2 separate regions of the Homo sapiens genome follow, and region 1 is linked to region 2. A link is a contact called in ENCODE Hi-C data. All regions are on one chromosome and are shown on one strand. The core of a region is the stretch at or near the end of the contact, and the rest is flanking DNA. Distances in the headings are between cores, read along the strand shown.

Region 1 (7,039 bases), core at 6-2,505, 1.0 Mb before region 2:
AGAGCCACGGAAGGGCCCGAGTGTCCTAGCCTTGGAAGAAAGCCTGGGCCCAGACTCAGTGCCCCCTCCCAGTTTTGGCTGCAGGAGGAGCCTCACAGGCTGGGGACACTTCATAGTTTGCCGTTGAGTGACTGAGGACTTGGGAAGAAATCCTGTTTAGAACTTCAAACGTTCATTCCCAGAGCTTCAACCTGACACTGGAGGGGCAAAGAAGGTGGCATTGGGAGATTGGGGGAGGGTCTCCCCCAGGTGTGGAGGGACCTCATGCCTAGAAGGGACTGGGACGAGCTATGTTCAGGAGTGGCAGCTCCCCAACCCGTTTTGGCAGATTTCATTTTCAGTTTGTAGGCAGTGGGGCCTCAGATGTGAAGGCAAGCTCAGAATTTAGGGAGACTTAGGGTCCCCTGGCAGGGCGGGAGACCAGGGCAGAGCACCTGCCAGGGGACCCTGAGTCTCCCTGAATTCTGAGCTTCCCTTCACAGGGTGCAGGTGACACCAGGTCAGGAACAGTCCTGGAACAGTGGAGGCCCAGCCTGGCCTGTCCTGCTCCTATGGGCTTGCTGGGCTACCTGCTGTCACCCTGAGTGACACCCCGAAGTTCCTCAGCCCCAGGAGGCCGCCAGTCACCGCGGCTGCTACTGTCTCTAGATGTCTAAACTTGGTTCCCTTTTCAAGAAATGCTCACTGTCACTTCCCCAAAGGGCTTCTTTGGTGTCACTGAGAGGAATTCCCCCTGGTGAGCAGGGCAGCAGGGAGGGGAGAAGAGGGCAATGTTCTGAGCTGGGGAAGCAATTTGTGGCCCCGGAAGCCCTGCCTGCAGCTCAGTGCAGACCACACCGTGGAAGGTGGAAAATTGGTTTCACTGCCAGCTCTGCCCTTGGCTTGCTGTGTGACCTTGGGAAGGCCCTGGTCTGTCTCTGGACTTGGCTTTGGAAAAAACAGACACAAGACAAAAGTCCCAAGCTTCAGCTCACACGTCAAGGAGCTGTGACTTTTCAGGGGAAGGGGTAAGGGGAGAGCTGTGGCTGACCCCCTTGTTCCCTCCCGCCCCTTGGATAGCTGTTCTTAGAGAAAAGCTGGATACACCCCCACAGCCCCTGCAAATACACACTTGGCTTCCTCCCGGCAGTGAACACAGAGGCGCCCAGCAAGTGATGAAGGCAGACAAAAAGACACACTTGACAAAGCAAAGGAGATGAGGCTGGCTTGGCCCCGAGCCAGGAGCATGCTGAATTCTCTTGTGGTCTTTGTTTCCTGAATGGCCTATCAATCAGTAACCGAGTGCGTGCCAAACCCAGCCCACACGGGAACCCGGTGTCCTCGGCTCTCCAGTAAATACTACTTCAGGTCTCATGTCCGAGGACCATATGCTCCCAACACAGCTAATAAAATCATCCAGGAGTAGCCTGGAGGCCGCAGACACCCGCCCCAGGGGGCAGGAGGGGGACGAGCCAGGCTGGGCCTCCGCTGTTCAAGAGTGTTCCTGACCTGCTCTCTCTAGCACCCTGGGCACCTGCCAGGGGACCCTGAATCCCCTGAATTCTGAGCTTTGCCTTCACATCTGAGGCCCCACTGCTTATAAGCTACATGAGGGAGGGATTGCATCTGAAAGTTCACCCACCGATCCCAGTGCCTCACCCCCCTTTGGGCACTTAGTGCACCCTCCATACATGTTTACTGAGTGCACACGTGACTGGTTGAGTAGAGGAATGAATGAGTGATTGATTACCAACCAGGTGGACCACCCCTGTCCCTGCTCCATGCCTCCAGGAGCAAGGAAGTTGTGGGGTCAGGGTAGGCAGCTGGGGTGGTCAGAGGTGTGCGTGATCCCTTCTTCCTTGGCCTCACAGCTAAGGTCACAGGCTTTGGAATCAGCAGACCTGGATTTGAGCCCTGGCTTAGCCAATTATGAACTAAGTTTCATGCGCATCCGTGTGAAGAGAACCACCAAACAGGCTTTGTGTGAGCAACATGGCTGTTTATTTCACCTGGGTGCAGGCGGGCTGAGTCCAAAAAGAGAGTCAGCGAAGGGAGATAGGGGTGGGGCCGTTTTATAGGATTTGGGAAGATAATGGAAAATTACAGTCAAAGGGGGTTGTTCTCTGGTGGGCAGGGAAGGGGGGTCACAAGGTGCTCAGTGGGGGAGCTTCTGAGCCAGGAGAAGGAAATTCACAGGGTTAATCACTCAGTTAAGGTGGGGCAGAAACAAATCACAATGGTGGAATGTCATCAGTTAAGGCGGGGCAGGGCCTTTTCACTTCTTTTGTGATTCTTCAGTTACTTCAAGCCATCTGGGCGTATAGGTGCAAGTCACAGGGGATGCGATGGCTTGGCTTGGGCTCAGAGGCCTGACATTCCTGCCTTCATATATTAATAAGAAAAATAAAACAAAATAGTGTTGAAGTGTTGGGGCGGTGAAAATTTTGGGGGAGTGGTATGGAGACAGAATGGACGATGTTTCTCCGGGCTGCTTCAAGCGGGATTAGGGGTGGCGTGGGAACCTAGAGTGGGAGAGATTAAGCTGAAGGGAGGTCTTGTGGTAAGGGGTGATATTGTGGGGTTGTTAGAAGAAACATTTGTCATGTAGAATGATTGGTGATGGCCTGGATACGGTTTTGTATGAATTGAAAAACTAAATGGAATAAGAGAAGGAGAAAAACAGGTATAAAAGGTCTAAGAATTGGGAGGACCTAGGACATTTAATTAGAGAGTGCCTATGGAGATTCAGCATAGTCCTGCCAGCAAAGATTATTTATTTACTTCAAGAGTTAAGAGTGGCAATTTGGAGATAGCACGAGGAGATATCAGCTGTGATGGCTTGGAGAAACAGTATAAACCGGCAGTGTAAACAAGAGCAGGGCATGTATGAGTAGTTGAGAACGGTGAATAGGAGTATGACTAGACAGAAGATAGTAGGGATGACAAGTTTTTTGGGGCACAGTCGAAGTTGGTCTGGTGTCTGGAATGAGACTGGGGCCTAATAAAAAGGAGCATCTATACAGGAGGTTAAATGGGCTGTACCTTGTAGCATTCTGAGGACATGTCTGACTTCTGAGAAGGGAAAGTGGTAAAAGTATTGTCCAGTCCTTTTTAAGTTGGTGGCTGAGCTTGGTGAGGTGTGTTTTTAATAGACCATTAGTCTGTCACTGAATACTAAGAGCCTGAAAAAATGCTTGGCTGATTTGACTAATAAAGGCTGGTCTGTTATCAGACTGTATAGAGGTGGGAAGGCTAAACTGAGGAATTATGTCTGACAGAAGGGAAGAAATGACTGTGGTGGCCTTCTCAGACCTTGTAGGAAAGGCCTCTAAAAGTATTAAAGCAGTGGCAGCCGCTGCACGCAGACATGAGGGCTAGGCTAAAACAGTAAGGTCAAGTTGTTTGCACAGAAAGGCTACAGTGTGCGGTCCTGGCTCTTGTGTAAGAATTTTGACTGCACTAACCATGCCTAGGAAGGAAAGGAGTTGTTGTTTTGTAAAGGATTGAGGTTTGGGAGATTAGTCGGACACGATCAGCAGGAAGAGCACGTGTGTTTTTACGAGAATTATGCCGAGATAGGTAACAGATGAGGATGAAATTTGGGCTTGACTGAAGTAATGGGGGCTGTCTGTGAAGCCTTGTGGCAGTACAGCCCAGGTAATTTGCTGAGCCTGATGGGTGTCAGGGTCAGTCCAAGTGAAGCGAAGAGAGGCTGGGATGACGGGTGCAAAGGAATAGTAAAGAAAGCACGTTTGAGATCCAGAACAGAATAATGGATTGTGGAGGGAGGTATTGCGGATAGGAGAGTATATGGGTTTGGCACCATGGGGTGGATAGGCAAAACAATTTGGTTGATAAGGCATAGATCCTGAACTAACTTGTAAGGCTTGTCTGGTTTTAGGACAGGTAAAATGGGGGAATTGTAAGGAGAGTTTATAGGCTTTAAAAGGCCATGCTGTAGCAGGCGAGTGATAACAGGCATTAATCCTTTCAAAGCTTGCTGTGGGATGGGATATTGGCATTGAGTGGGGTAAGGGTGATTAGGTTTTAATGAGATGGTAAGGGGTGCATGATTGGTCGCCAAGGAGGGAGTAGAGGTCTCTTGTGGGTTAAGGTGGGGGAATACAAGAGGAGGACGCAAAGGAGGCTTTGGATTGGGAAGAAGGGCAGCAATGAGATGCAGCTGTAATCCAGGAATAGTCAGGGAAGCAGATAATTTGGTTAAAATATCTCGGCCTAATAAGGGAACTGGGCAGGTGGAGATAACTAAAAAAGAGTGCATAAAAGAGTGTTGTCTAAGTTGGCACCAGAGTTGGGGAGTTTTAAGAGGTTTAGAAGTCTGGCTGTCAATACGCACAGCAGTTATGGAGGCAAGGGAAACAGGCCTTTGAAAAGAAGGTAATGTGGAGTGGGTAGCCTCCGTATTGATTAAGAAGGGGATGGACTTACACTCCACTGTGAGAGTTACTTAAAGCTCGGCATCCGCGATGGTCTACGGGGCTTCCAAGGCAATCAGGCAGCCTCAGTCTTCAGCTGCTAAGCCGAGAAGGAGTCAGTCAGGGAGCCTTGGGCCAGAGTTCCAGGGGCTCTGGGAGTGGCTGCCAGGTGAGTTGAACAGTCCGATTTCCAGTGGGGTCCCGCGCAGATGGGACACGGCTTAGGAGGAATCCTGGGCTGCAGGCATTCCTTGGCCTGGTGTCCAGATTTCTAGCACTTGTAGTAAGCTCCTGGGGGAGGAGGTTCTGGAGGAACGCCTGGCCGCTGCAGTTCAGGCGTTTGGAAGTTCTTGTGTGCTGGAGATGTAGCTGGGGTTTGTCTCACAGTGGAGGTAAGGAATTGCAACTTTTTTTATTATTGTACACCTTGAAGGTGAGGTTAATTAAGTCCTGTTGTGGGGTTTGAGGGCCAGATTCTAATTTTTGGAGTTTTATTTAATGTCGGGAGCAGATTGGGTAATAAAATGTATATTGAGAATAAGATGGCCTTTTGACCTTTTAGGGTCTAGGGCTGTAAAGCTTCTCAGGGTTGCTGCCGAACGAGCCATGAACTCGGCTGGGGTTTTATATTTGATGAAAAAGAGCCTAAACGCTATCTGATTTGGGATAAAGAAAAAGGAGCATTAACCTTGACTATGCCTTTAGCTCCAGCCACCTTTTTAAGAGTAAATTGCTGGGCAGGTGGGGGAGGGCTAGTCACAGAACGAAACTGTAAGTCAGACCGGGTGTGAGGAGGAGAGGCGATAAAAAGATTACAGGGTGGAGGAGCGGAGGCTGAGGAAGAAATGGGACCTAGCTTGGTCTGGCGAGGAGGGGAGAGGTCAGATGGGTCTGTAGAAAAGGAAGATTAGAAAGACTCAGCGACGCTTGGGGTTGGGACTGAGGGGACAGGCGGGAGGGAAAGAAGGAAGATTTGGGACGAGTTGCACTGGGCACAGAGACTAGGAAGGGACTGATGTGTAAAAGAATGCGTGGACGTCAGGCACCTCAGATCATTTGCCCATTTTACGACAAGAATTATTTAGCTCTTGTAGGATGGAAAAATTGAAAGAGCTGTTTTCCGGCTATTTGGAACTACTGTCGAGTTTGTATTGGGGTCAAGCGGCATTGCAGAAGAAAATAAGACACTTTGATTTTAGGTCAGGTGAGAGTTGAAGAGGTTTTAAGTTCTTAAGGATACAGGCTAAGGGAGAAGAAGGAGGAATGGAAGGTGGAAGCTTGCCCATAGTGAAGGAGGCAAGCCTAGAGAAAAGAGTAGAGATACGGAGAAGGGGGTGGGGGTTTCTTGCCCTCCAGAAAAGCAGAGAAAGGGTTGGGGCACGGAAATAAGGGATTGGGGCACAGAGATAAGAGGTCGGGGTGCGGAAATAAGGGATTGGGACACAGAGATAAGAGGTCGGGGTGCGGAAATAAGGGATTGGGGGTTCTTGCCCCCTAGAAAAGCGGGACTTGCCACTAAGGGTGAAGGAGAAGGGGTTGAGGGGTACTTGCCCCTCCCCCAGAGGGCGCTGGAGTTTTGAGTCCACGGAGTTTTGGGTCCACGGAGTTTGGGTCCACGGAGTTTTGGGTCCACGTGTCTCCTTTGTCTCTATCAGAAAATGAAAGGAATTGAAATTAAGAGAAGGGAGAGATTGAAGTGTGGCGCCAAGATTGAAATGTGAATATGTATGTATGTGAATGTGTGTATGTGTGTGCGAATGTGTAAGTGAGTGTGTGAATGTGTGTGAGTGTGAATGTGTGTGAAAATATTTGAATATGTGTGAGTGTGGGAATGTGTGTATGTGAATGTGTGTATGAGTGTGTGTGAATGTGTGAGTGTGTGAATGTGTGTATGTGAATATGCGTGTGTGTGAATGTGTGAATGTGTGTGTGAGTGTGTGGGTGTGTGTGTGTAAGAGTATGTGAATGTGTAAGTGAGTGTGAGTGTGTATGTGACTGTGTGAGTTTGTGTGTGTTGTGCGTTGCTAGTTGAGCTGGAACTGGGGAGGAGCAGAGCAACCCAGGAGGGTTGCGTGGGTGGACCTAGCATCTGGAGCGCTGCGCGGCGATTCAGCCTCCTCAGCTGAGAATCAGAGGTCTGTTTTGGAGGACACCATTGGTCCCCTCCAGTAGTTCTTAGAGGCTGGCAAGGACACAGGCTGGGGCAGGGAGTGAGCCCAGCCTCCGGCTTCACTGCGAGACATGACTGGGGTGAAGGGCAGGACCTGTGTAGTGGAGAATTTGAGTGGCCGCCGTCTATGTTGTACTGCACAGCAGCCTGCGGCGCCACCATCCTGTCCTGTGGCACTAGGGGGAGGCAGACACCAGGTTCCCAGTGCGGAGGCCTGGAGCTTCCTTCCGCGGAGGACCGCAGAGACACATCCAGTAGTGGGCCAGGGAGGCGGGTTGTCCTCTCCAGCCATCAGAGCCACGCCCAAGGAGTCAGGCACAGCGGGGAGGAGGGCTCCCCTCCCTTCCCACAGCTCCCACCCTTCCCACACTGCACTTTCCAGGAGTGCAGACGCGGCAGCTGGCCTCCCAGGACCTGCCCCACCCTGGAGGTCTGCACTGAGCCCCTTCGCCAA
Region 2 (7,195 bases), core at 1-2,500:
TAGTGAAGCCCTATCTTCTCAGCCCAGCGTCCTCGTCTCACAAGCCCTCAGAGCCCCAGCCTGCTTTCCTTTCTGGGCCTGTGCTGCAACCCCCTCAACATGGCCCACTGGGTAAAAATTCATGCTTCAAGACTGATCCCCAAGCCTGTTTTGTATTATATGAGTAAAGAATTTTTTAAACACTTATCCCCAGATAATGTGTATTTATTTATAAAGTATAGCCCTGTCTGCTTGACTAATATATTAAAAAAGTGACCTTTTTGACTCTTGGTCCAAGAAACTATTGTTTGCACTTTTGTGTAGTTGTGTATAGCATCCTGCAAATTCTGTCAGAAGTCTGTGATTTCAGTAACACTAAAACTTCTCTCTCAAATGGTACAAGTTTTCAGTTTTAAGACAAGTTCTGGGAATCTAATGTACAACATGTTGACTATAGCTAATAATTCTGTATTGTTTACTTGAAGTTTGCTAAGACAAATTTGCTTAAGTGCCCCCCCACCGAACTACTACATAAATTAGTGAAGGATGTTTTACTTAATTTGATTTTGGTAATCATTACACAATGTATAATTATATCCAGTCATCACATTGTACACCTTGAATATATATAATTTTTTGTCAAATAATAAAGCTGGGAAGAAAACGATAAAACTGACAATCTAACATATATGATGAGGTAAAAAGATCTGGTATTTCAAGAAATTTGGATGACCTCTTGCACCCCACTTCGCTAGCCTCTACTCCCTAGAGTCATGTTCTGACTATGTGAAGTTGAGCAACTTCCTTAATCTTGCCACGCTTCAGTTCTTATCTGTAAAATATGATAATGAAACGATTTGAGAATTGTGAGGGTTAAATGAGATAATTCAGGTAAAGCTCTAAACCCCCTGCAAAGAATAAAGTCTTTTCTTTCCCCCCAAAACTTGAGTGTTAGAATTCATTCTCTCTGGTTTCTCTCTTTTACTATGCTAAAAAATGATCCAGGTCCGTCCTTCTCATTGGCAAGATTGTTTTACAGTTTCCTTCAAGAGATAACTGGGGGCTACTTGTAATAGAACACTAGAAGAGTTACACAGGTCTTAGAAACTACGTTTTTCATAGTAATTATGTTGGTTTGCACTTCCTGGCTTCCTTTCTTGGACGGTAGGTACCTGGAAGCCTAGTGGAGCAGATTCCCCCCACTTAAAGATACTTATAAAAATAACGAACATAGTTCCGATGACCATGTGCCCAACACCGCTCTGCGCACTTCACACAGTAATATCATCTCAGCCTGTGACCGTTCCGAGTTAGGTGCCGGGATTCTCCCTGTTTTGTGATAACTTGCCCGAGGTCGTACAGCTAGCCAGCTATGGAACCAGTATTCAAACTCGGCTACGCTGCAGCCCGTGGCCCTCCACTTTCTTGCTCGTGCTCTGGAGTTTAGGCGGCCGATGGGGGCGGGGTCCTTTGGGTCAGGTTGTGGCCTCATAGAACAGCGCTTGCTGCGGTTGGATGGATGGGTGGGTGGGTGGGTGAGTGAATGAAGAGAAGAAACCTGGTGGCGTCGTCCCAGGGCTGTGGAGCGCCCCGAAGGTGCGCACGTCCCTGGCTAGCCTGCGAGCGCGTCCCGGTGGCCGCACCTGCCAGCCGCGCGATTCTTAGCACTCTCCGCCACTTCCGGCCGTGGCCCCGCCCTGTCGGGTGGCTGGCGTCCGTTACGCGTTGAGGCATTTTGTCCCCAGCGCCGACCCGTCTCTCTGCCCCCGCCGCTGCCATGGCGGCAGCTCCGCCGCTTTCCAAGGCCGAGTATCTGAAGCGTTACTTGTCCGGGGCAGATGCCGGCGTCGACCGGGGATCTGAGTCCGGTCGCAAGCGTCGCAAAAAGCGGCCGAAGCCTGGCGGGGCCGGCGGCAAGGGGTGAGTTGGTACCGGCCGGGGCGGGGCCTGCGACGTCTAGCCACCCCTTCCCAACTCCGCCCTCGGCCGCCCGGCAGTTCCTTCCCTCTTGGCGGGTCTCTCGGCTTCTCCGCCGACCCCTGCTCATGCTCAGGGCCCCACTCACATCGCTTGAGGCCCCCCGCCTTGCCTCTGCCGCCCCGCTTACATCTCGAGCCTCTGAGCAGTAGCGTCAGTGCGTTAAAGCCGGGGTGTAACTTTGATTACTCTTTTCCCGCCTTGGTAGACTTCCGTCCTCTCCCATAGAGAATGAATATTGTGCCTCGAGAATAATGGAGCGGATTCAAAGCCTCTGTGCTTGGATCTTTAGGGCCCGGTACCTGCCTGTGGGGATTCCCAGATCCCAAGGACTTGGTTCTGAATCAGAGACCTTTGATCACCTCCTGTTACTCTTAGTAATAGTCCTAACGTGAGAAGCTAACATTTATATAGTTATACTTTTCTTGCCAGGCACCATTATAAGAAATTTAAACATATATAAGTTTATTTAAGCCTCACCACACTACCATGAAGTGGGTATTATTTTCATATGGGACAACTTTGTGGCCCAGTGTAGTGGGCCCTACCAAATCGTTTTCCACCCAGAACCACAGAATGTGACATTTAGAAATAGGGTCTTTGGAGATGTAATCAGTTAAGATGAGGTCATACTTGATTAAGGTGGGTGCCAAATCCAAGATGACTGTTTGCCTTTTAAAAAGAGGGAAGTATGGATACAGACACAGCAACAAAGGAAAAACGACCATGTCTAGATGAAGGCTGAGATTGGATTGGATTTATGTTGCCAAAAGCCAAGGTATGCTTGGGGCTACCAGAAGCTGGGAGAGGCAAGGAAAGATTCTCTGCTAGAGACTTTCCAGGGAGGATGGCCTTGCAGACACCTGGATTTCAGATTGCTAGCTTCCAGAACTGCGAGAGAGTTTCTGTTGTTTTATGCCACGCAATTTGTGGTACTTTGTTACAGTAACCCTAAGGCACTGAGATACCCAGTGAAGTCACATTGTTCTAAAGAACTAGTCCAAGTTCTTTTCTGGTTTGGTGCTTGCCTTATTATTGTCTTCGTCTTTCTGCCTCGCTGACTTGTGTGGATCCTTTGGAGGCAGTGCCATGTGATGAAAGTAGCTTGAGTGTTGGAGCAGCACTGGTCAGAGTTCGAATCCTAGCTGTGCCACTTTATAGGCTGTGTACCCTTGGGCAAGGTGTTTCATCTCACTGAGCTGCAGTTTCCTTATCTTTAAAATGAGAATAATAATAATAATGGTTTTATTAAGTGGTGGTTGTGATTAGAGGGATTGCATTAAGTGACCCTGGCTTTTTGAATAACTTCACATCATGGCAGTCATTGTTATTATTTGGGCTCAGCTATATAGTTTATCCACGTAACAAACATTTATTGAATATTTCGTATTCCAGTTACTGTAGGGTGTTGAGGATGCCTCTGTGAACAAAAAAAACATAGTCCCTGTTCTTGTGGAGCTTATAGATTAATGGGAATACAGGCTTTAAGCAACTAATTACACAACTAATCGATATATTTTCTTTATGATAAATGCAATGAAAGTATTCCAAGAGTTTTTAACAAGGGTTCTTAGTCTTGAGTGAGTGTGGGATGGTGAGGGAATTGGGTGAAGCAGTCAAGAAAAGTTTGCCAAAGGAAGTTAAATTTGTGTTAGGACCTGAAGAATGAGGAAGAGTTTCCTGGAATGAGAAAGAGTTTCCTAGCACTTTGGGAGGCCAAGGCGGGTGGATTGCTTGCATCTAGGAGTTTGAGACCAGTCTGGGCAACATGGTGAAACCCTGTTTCTACAAAAAATACAAAAAAGTAGTCAGGCACAGTGGCACATGCCTGTAGTCCCAGCTACTTGGGAGACTGAGTAGGGAGAATAACTTAACCCCGGGAAGTCAAGGCTGCAGGGAGCCATGATGGTGTCCCTGCACTCCAGCCTGGGCAGCAGTGTGAGACCCTGTCTCAAAAAAGAAAAAGACTAGGGCCGGGCGCGGTGGCTCACGCCTATAATCCCAGCACTTTGGGAGGCCAAGGCGGGCGGATCACGAGGTCAGGAGATCGAGACCATCCTGACTAACACGGTGAAACCCCGTCTCTACTAAAAATACAAAAAATTAGCCAGGCGTGGCAGTGGTCGCCTGTAGTCCCAGCTACTCAGGAGGCTGAGGCAGGAGAATGGTGTGAACCCGGGAGGCAGAGCTTGCAGTGAGCTGAGATCGTGCCACTGCACTCCAGCCTGGGCAACAGAGCGAGACTCCGTCTCAAAAAAAAAAAAAAAGAAAAAGATTGAAAAGAGTAGATCAGGCAGAGGGAAGGAACTGCATATGTGAAAACTGATGTGATAGGAACTTGGCTCCTTTCTAAGCACCAAAGGATGACCAGGGAGGTGTTCAACCAAGGAAGTAGCAGTAGGAGATGAAGTTGACCTTGTAGACAAAGACTGGACCATGCAGGATCCTGTAGGATTTTGAACTTTATTTTAAAACCAATAGATAAATGTTTTTATGCTGGTATCCTAGAATGACTCTTTTTGATCTTCTTATTCTCATTTAGAATGCGGATTGTGGATGATGATGTGAGCTGGACAGCTATCTCCACAACCAAACTAGAAAAGGAGGAAGAGGAAGATGATGGAGATTTGCCTGTGGTATGTATCTTTGGGGCTGTCAGGATTTTGAAATGAAGCAAGCTTCTCAATTTCCTTTTTTTTTTTTTTTTTGAGACGGAGTCTCGCTCTGTCACCCAAGCTGGAGTGCAATGGCATGATCTTGGCTCACTGCAACCTCCGCCTCCCGGGTTCAGATGATTCTCCTGCCTCAGCCTCCTGAGTAGCTGGGATTACAGGCACCCGCCATCATGCCTGGCTAATTTTTTTTTTTTAATTTTTGTAGAAATGGGGTTTCACCATGTTGGCCAGGCTGGTCTTGAACTCATGACCTCAGGTGATCCACCCACCTTGGCCTCCCAAAGTGCTGGGATTACAGGCGTGAGCCATTGTGCCAGGCCAAGCTTCTCAAATTTATTTTTCCAGCTTAGGGTAGATTTGTAGGGGGGTTAGTTGAGAACAGAAAAGAGGTGACAGTTTCCAAAGAGCTGTTTAAAATAGTTTTCTTTGCTGATGCCTATACACCAACTTGTCTCTTTATGGAGGGTCCATCAGCCTAGAAATGAGATGGATCACAGAGAGAGGACTTCTCGACATCAGTGTTAGAGTAATGATGAGACTTAGCTGTGGTTCATTTTGTTGGAATCTTTCTTAAAAACAATGCTGAGGTTCAGTTATAGGGAACTTTTTATTTGCTCCTTTTTTCAGTGCTTTAACTAAGCTTTCAAATTGTATATTCTTGCCTAAGTACTGGAGATATGTAGATTAATAGAACATAGCTGTATTTTAGAGATTATACCCTAGAATGAAAAACTGAATTTCAGATAAATTTCAACAGTATGGTAAATGTTGGGGATGTTTCACATACGTACCAAGTACCATTAGAGCCCGGGGAGGTAGCATACTTTGTATTCTGTTGGGAGATATCCTGAAAGATGTAAATACTGAGTTTTGAAGGGTAAGTAAGAGCCAGGTGGACAAAATCATAGGCAAATGACCTCCCAGTGGTTCATGAAACCATTGCTGAGAATTTCTGAGAAACAAAGTGGAAAGGAGAGCTGTAGATAGGCTGAATTCCACTAAAGTTGGTAAAGATGGATTCCAGTGAGTATTTAATATTAATTCCCAGCAAAATTCTTTTTTTTTTTTTTTTTTTGAGACGGAGTCTCACCGTGTTGCCCAGGCTTGAGTGTAGTGGTATGATCTCGGCTCACTGCAAGCTCTGCCTCCTGGGTTCACACCATTCTCCTGCCTCAGCCTCCTGAGTAGCTGGGACTACAGGGGCCCACCAACACGCCCGGCTAATTTTTTGTGTTTTTTTTTGTATTTTTAGTAGAGACAGGGTTTCATCATGTTAGCCAGGTTGGTCTTGATCTCCTGACCTCGTGATCCGCCCACCTCGGCCTCCTGAAGGGCTGGGATTACATGTGTGAGCCACTGCACCTGGCCAATTCCCAGCAAAATTCTAAAATAGATTATTTAAAAGAGGGCTTGCTAGTAATTAGAAGGGAAATAGTGATCTTAGGGAGCCAATTTAGTTTTGGTCAGAAGAAGTAAATATTAACAATGTTTGTTGTTTTTTTTTAATTTTATAAAAGCAATGCATATTTATTACAGAATATTTGGGAATTAAAAAAAGTTTAAAGTTTTTAAAAGAATAAACACTTGCATGTTACCATCCAAAGATAACTGCTAATACTTGGATGCATATCTCTTCAGGTTTTTCTCTTTAGAGATTATACACGCTTGTATTTTATTTTTTTGAACATAATTGGGATCATATTGTACATAGGGTTTTGGAGTCTACTCCTCTGCTAAATAATATGTTGTGGATACTCTGGTAAGACCTTAAAATATTCTTTGAGTGTATGATTTTTAACGGTTATGTAGTAGTTCAATATATATATTTTATCTGTTCTGTTACTGGATACATGGATTGTTTCCACTTATAAAATATCATACATCGTTGTACATAAATCATTTGTAGAAATCAGTTTATTTCTTTATTCCCATAAAATGAAATGAGTGGATCAAAGGGTATGGTTCGCTTTAGTTATATTCCCATGTTGCTTTCCAAAAGGTGCTACCAATTTACACTCCCACTAGAGGTGATGAGAATGCCAGTTTGCCTACGTCGTCAATATTAGAGCACTATTATTATTATTATTATTATTATTATTATTATTATTATTATTTTTGAGACAGGGTCTTGCTCTGTTGCCCAGGCTGAAATACAGTGGTGTGATCATGCCCCATTGTAGCCTCTACCTTCCAGGTGCAAGCAATCCTCCTACCTTAGTCCTGCACGTAGCTGGTACCACAGGTGCGCACCTCCATGCCTGGCTAATTTTGGGTATTTTTTGTAGAGATGAGGTCTCTGTGTTGCCCAGTCTGGTCTTGACCTCCTGGGCTCAAGTGATCCTCCTGCCTAGGCCTCCTAAAGTGTTGGGATTACAGGTGTTAGCCACATGCCCCACCAATATTGAAGGATTATTAACAAAACAAAACCAATAGCAAACCTATGCTGATTTAGCAAGTGAGTAATGGTATCCAGTTTCTTTTTTTTTTTTTTTTTTTTTTGGTGGAGTCTCACTCTGTTGCCCAGGCTGGAGTGCAGTGGCGTGATCTCGGATCACTGCAAGCTC

What was found. A loop is a pair of places that touch in the nucleus more often than their neighbours do. Pooled maps may share reads with other maps.
Region 1: a loop to region 2 is called in a pooled map, with 5 times the contacts of the local background. The contact joins the enhancer-like site here to the promoter of BUD13-DT in region 2. A Hi-C loop is called at or near these places in 3 of 37 single-sample maps with no recorded cell type and 7 of 50 pooled maps.

The regions. Positions count from the first base shown.
Region 1 is chr11:117,809,212-117,816,250 of GRCh38, reverse strand. It overlaps a transcript of DSCAML1 not described here. Among named protein-coding and RNA genes, the nearest start is that of FXYD2, 12 kb to the left of the region's middle. RefSeq lists enhancers at 995-1,074, 1,864-2,441, 6,676-6,725, 6,776-6,845. Within about 2 kb of position 1,255, at least 12 of the 41 ENCODE cell types and tissues checked have a DNase peak (open chromatin) inside an H3K27ac peak, as active enhancers do.
Region 2 is chr11:116,767,526-116,774,720 of GRCh38, reverse strand. It overlaps BUD13-DT (BUD13 divergent transcript), which reads right to left and starts at 1,250. Exons shown (of 2, transcript NR_186226.1): 1 at 1,210-1,250; 2 at 516-811. It overlaps BUD13 (BUD13 spliceosome associated protein), which reads left to right and starts at 1,734. Exons shown (of 10, transcript NM_032725.4): 1 at 1,734-1,899; 2 at 4,499-4,592. The coding sequence starts at 1,757. ZPR1 (ZPR1 zinc finger) reads left to right here. Exons shown (of 14, transcript NM_003904.5): 14 at 1-922. RefSeq lists an enhancer at 1,186-1,275 and a silencer at 1,396-1,595.